Regions from separate parts of the Homo sapiens genome. Here region 1 is linked to region 2. A link is an interaction called in ENCODE POLR2A ChIA-PET data of the cell type or tissue named here. Cell type or tissue: endothelial cell of umbilical vein. All regions are shown on one strand.

The links. ChIA-PET counts read pairs that join two places held together with the same protein. Peaks named below come from ENCODE experiments on the same cell type or tissue, not always from the same donor. Only the 100,000 strongest peaks of a DNase experiment are listed, where the experiment ranks them.
Region 1: POLR2A ChIA-PET joins it to region 2 with 6 read pairs; 2 of 35 experiments call an interaction of 5 or more read pairs at or near these places.

The regions. Positions count from the first base shown.
Region 1 is chr4:31,067,787-31,070,286 of GRCh38, reverse strand. All of the region lies in intron 2 of PCDH7 (protocadherin 7), which reads right to left. Among named protein-coding and RNA genes, the nearest start is that of LINC02497, 100 kb to the left of the region's middle. In endothelial cell of umbilical vein, no CTCF peak of the experiment used is centred here; a DNase peak (open chromatin) is centred at 1,446; H3K27ac peaks cover 900 bases.
Region 2 is chr4:31,207,776-31,210,275 of GRCh38, reverse strand. The region is part of intron 4 of LINC02497 (long intergenic non-protein coding RNA 2497); the gene reads right to left. Among named protein-coding and RNA genes, the nearest start is that of LINC02497, 38 kb to the right of the region's middle. In endothelial cell of umbilical vein, no CTCF peak of the experiment used is centred here; no DNase peak of the experiment used is centred here.

The DNA of each region.
Region 1 (2,500 bases), 140 kb after region 2:
AATTACACTGTTGAATGAGCCTGTGTATTTGTCAATCGATAAATCCTACTATAGGTAAAGTGAACATTTGAGAATATCTAAGGTGGAAATATGAAGAATTTATTCTCGTACACACATGCATATTTCATATTTTTCTAGAATTTACTTTGTATCAATTCAGCATTCAATGGAAAGGAAAATTCACTTTAGGCACGGAATACATTTACTGTTTAAAATTAAGTGTGAGTAGATCAATCATTCACAGATTGAATACAAGACAAGTTACCTTCTCAGTTAATCTAAAGATCTCAATAATGCACTCAAAGTATTTGGGCTGTGAAAGATTGTTGCACAATATGTCAGCTTTTAAAAGGGTCAAACTTCAGGAATTCAACTTAGAGCTGATCTGTTGAGAGAACCATCAAATGAATCAAGTGGAGAAAATTTGAGATTAATTTATATATAAAATATATATTAGAAAATAGCCAAGAAGTAGCTCATACTATCTTATGGATTAATACTTAAAATTAACATAAGTACAACCATGACAAAAGTGTTAAGGAAAAAATATGCCACATGAACAGGTGGTCTAATAAGAAAAATTTCATATTTCATTCATAGATAGGCTTCAACTTTTAAAGAAAATTTGGTATAATTCCATCAAACTTTTATCATCATTTAATCCATAAACATTATGCAAAAACTAAATATTTTTCTAAAACAATTCTAGGCATTAAAGTATCATTTTGGAGGAAATGTATTGCAATATTATTTTTACTTTCTTTAAGCATTTTTCATGATGTGTAAAGTGATGCCCATTACTTCTCTCTGGGTTTTCTCTGCTAATTTTTTGGTTTAAAAAAATCCTTCAAATTGTCACTGAGAAAGCCCCAAATTCCGTGAGAAGAACAGGTGTTTTCAAGAAGGAATTTGAGGCATGAGGCACCAGGGAGACTTGGCTTATTTCAGCAAAGCAAATGAAGTGGATGAGGTTTTTGAACCCTGCTTTCACCAGAATAAAGCAAGTTTCTCCATGCATTAGTGTTTCTGAGTCAGAAGGGCCTTTTCTGCAACAGTTGGCATAGGGCTGCTTTATGGTTGCAGTAAACTCCCTTTTTAAAAACCTTCATTTATCCCTAAAAATAAAGGCACAGAAAAGGAAACTATAATGCGTTTTAAAGGTATTCTTAGTCTATCAGTTTGGCATTTAGCTCGAACATAACAGCTATTTCAATGTGTAAATACACACACACACGCACACACACAGATATTAAGAAGTTATAGGTACTTAACAAAGTCATCTTTTCTGTTACCCTCAACATTTCTAGGACAAAGCCAAAAAAGTATCTGGAGCCATATTTTAAAACAAATGTTATTCTCTGAATTATAGGCCTGAAGTCTGTTCCGGAAATAGTCTCATGGCCAGTGTAATTATGGCTTATATGAGTCACGGGGCCTACTCTAGGCACTGTTCATCCTATTTATAATCTATCCCTGGAACAAAAATTCAGAAGCTAAGGAAACAATGATAAAGAACAATGTCAGGTGGAGTTCAACAGACACAGCCTCCTTTCTTATAACTCAATCTCAAGGATCCCAGCAGACAGGTTAGGGAGACGTCCTGCTTCCTTGGAATCCCTCGACAGTTATGAGGGGACATTCGGGTAGGTCACTGCTTCATTTGAGGTGTGACCTTGCTGGGTTATTATAGAGAATTGGATCCTACTGAAAAATTTGGCCACAGCAATTTACTCTGCAGCAGAATAACGCACTTCACCAGAGAAGTGTCAGATTATTGAATTCTTTGTGCTGAAATGTGGTTTGTACAAGGGTGTATATATTGGAGTCTACAAGCCTAATACAGTTCCTACACATTCTGCCTGCCTTCAGTTTACGAGTCATCTTGCTGTGCGGGAATTTTTGTACAGCAACAATGTGTTAGCTGAATGCGATGGATTTTTTTTCTATTTTCTCTCTTTTTTATTAAAGACTTTTTTTTTTTTTAGAGCAGTTTTAGGTTCACCGCAAAATTGAGAGGAAGATACAGAGATTTCCCATCTACTCCATGCCTTCATACATTATCTACTCCTGTATTATCTACTTTCTCTTTAGTTAGCAGATCAAAAGAAATAAAGATCAAGATGGTGAAAATTATTGCTTTAAATGTTGCAAAAAAATTTAAGGTCCAATTTGCCCGTAAGAAAACGCCAGAAATATGTTTGGAATTTCGTGTCTGCATCATGTCTCTTTCTATAATTATGTATGGACTGCATTAAACTATAAGCTCATGGAGAGATGGAACTATGCATAACTGTTGTGCACAATTAGATCCTTAAACAGGAGATAGCAAGTATTAAAAAGTATCTTTTGGTATGAATGAAATCTGAAGCTTAAAATATTCTTTCAGAATGTAAGGTATTGCGCCGCTCTCATTGTTTCACTGTATATATCATTTATCTCCAGCAACTTCACAGCACCTGCCATTGACAATTTTCTATGATATCTTAGAATGAACGTCTCA
Region 2 (2,500 bases):
CTAAACTTTTCTAAAATTTTCATTTTCTAAAATACATGTTTTTCAAAGGACAAATTCAACCCCAAATGTGAGAATGCAGAAACAAAACCCGGAACAATATCTCTCTTTAAAAGTGCCTGCCGAGAAGCAACCAGAGTGACCATCTGTTGAAATCTTCACATTTTGGCAAAAAAGAAACCAAGGTCAAGAGATACATATTTACAAAGCTTGTAAGACACTTGAATTTAAAAATTGTTTTTCTCCTAAGGAATGGCATATTCATTATCCTTAGATGAAAAGTATTAACTGTCATTCAATAGTTGATTGATGTGAGACTTTAAAATTATTTGAGTCCAAAAATTCAGGACATATCAGACCTCCTCTGAACAGAGGATATGCCATCCTCCCACCAATCCTTTATTCCTTTCATATCATCTACTTAAAATACATTTTCTTTTTATTTTTTTTATTTTTTGAGACGGAATTTTGCTCTTGTTGCCCAGGCTGGAGAGCAATGGCACAATCACCGCTCACTGCAAACTCTGCCTCCTGGGTTCAAGCGTTTCTCCTGCCTTAGCCTCCCGAGTAGCTGGGACTACAGGCATGCACCACTGCGTCCGGCTAATTTTGTATTTTTAGTAGAGACAGGGTTTCTCCATCTTGGTCAGGCTGGTCTCGAAGCCCAACCTCTGGTGATCCACCCGCCTTGGCCTCCCAAAGTGCTGGGATTACAGGCGTGAGCCACCGCACCCGGCCCCTAAAATACATTTTCATTCTCACCACCTCTGAAAGTTTTTTTTTATTGTTTGAGGTATCATTTATGAACCACTATGCCAATCACTCCCTGACTCCTTCATATCAGTCTCATATAGGTCAGAACACCATCAATGCTTGGGTTGATTTCTCATTTTGCAGCTAAAATATGCTCTTTTTATTGTCCGTTATGTTTAAACTGTCAATAATATCTGTCTTAGCATCCCTAAACAAAACAAATGATAAACTTTTATGGACTCTTTGTATTTCCAGCCCCTTTATTTTACACACACACACATAAACATATATACATATACATACAAACACACATGCATGTATATATAATAAATTCTATGATAATCGCTTATAATAATGGATGGTGTTGATGATGATGAAAAAAGAGATGACTTAAGTCAAAATGGCTGATTATACAAAACTTATGGTTCATATGGACTCTTCACCTTCCAGAATCTTATAATTTTATTCCAGTGCCTATTTCCAACCAAATGCTTACGAATGTTCCTTTGGAGATACAGGGCTGTGGGGGAAGAAATTTAAAATTATAGTGCCTTTACACAAATTTAAATACTGCACAGTATTCCACAGTAGGGAACGCTATGGTGAGCATATTGAGTCATTCTCCTAAAGAAGAAATTTAAATTTTTTGATGACTTTTTTTTTATAGTAATCACCAGAATTTTCTTCCTTGAAACTCTCTGGAAAAAAAAAAAAAAGCCCTTATTAGTTAGCTAAGCATTAACAGTTCCTTTACTACTTGGATCCTTAGTCTTCCTAATTATGTCTCAAGGGCTTAATAATCTGGCAGACAAAGGGAAACCAGTTTCATGCTTATTTCAAAAATTCTTTAAGGCACAGGAACTTTATATTACTTTATACATTTAAGGCAAACCAATTGTTAAATCAAGGTTTTTCTTACAGAATGGAAATAAATTATATAACTTTAACCAAGTTTTTTTTTTTTTACCAAGAAAAAGACAATTTCTGATAGCACATACAAGAGTGAAAGTGGTAATTTAATATACAAATACATTCAAAGCAGTGAGAAAAAAATTAGCAACCATACAATCATGCTTTCTGATGATGAGTGAACCACAGATAAGAAGTTGCCTTTTATTGAAGATTATCATTTTCACTTAAGTAACTCAGTACATGGGAACTGACTGGAAACTCAGGTACCTAGGCAAGCAAAAAAAAAAAAAATGGTTTTATGTGTGGATGCAGAAGGTACATATCCAAGAAGAAAAACTAAGTTTAATAAGGTCCCAAGGTCCATTACAGAAAGGGTATCAAGAAATAGCTCTGAATCTGTTTTGTGAGATAATGTCTTACAACTTAGAATATTGAGTCAGAGAGAAATCTTGGACTGTTGTTATCTCCTGCTGCAATCATAGTCCTGAGCTAGAAAGCATCATGCATAAAGCACTACATAAAGAAAAAAACAACTGATAAAGTATTCACTTAGCTTGGTATTTCCAAAGACAGTTGAAACCAGAGTGACAAAAGTTCTCTTAGAAGCCTAGAATGCTGGAAGGATTTAGATAGATCAAAATTTAGCAGGGTAATCTTAATAATTGCTCATTTCTAGTGGAAATTGTGGCTCCAGATAGCAGTTCAGTAACAGGATCCTTCAGCCAATCAAATATAATGAAATATAAATAATTAAATGCAATTTTAAATAGTGGTCAAAAATATTTTGGAGGAAAAACCAAAACCCTGGAGAAGTTATAGACCAAATAGCCTGTTTTTG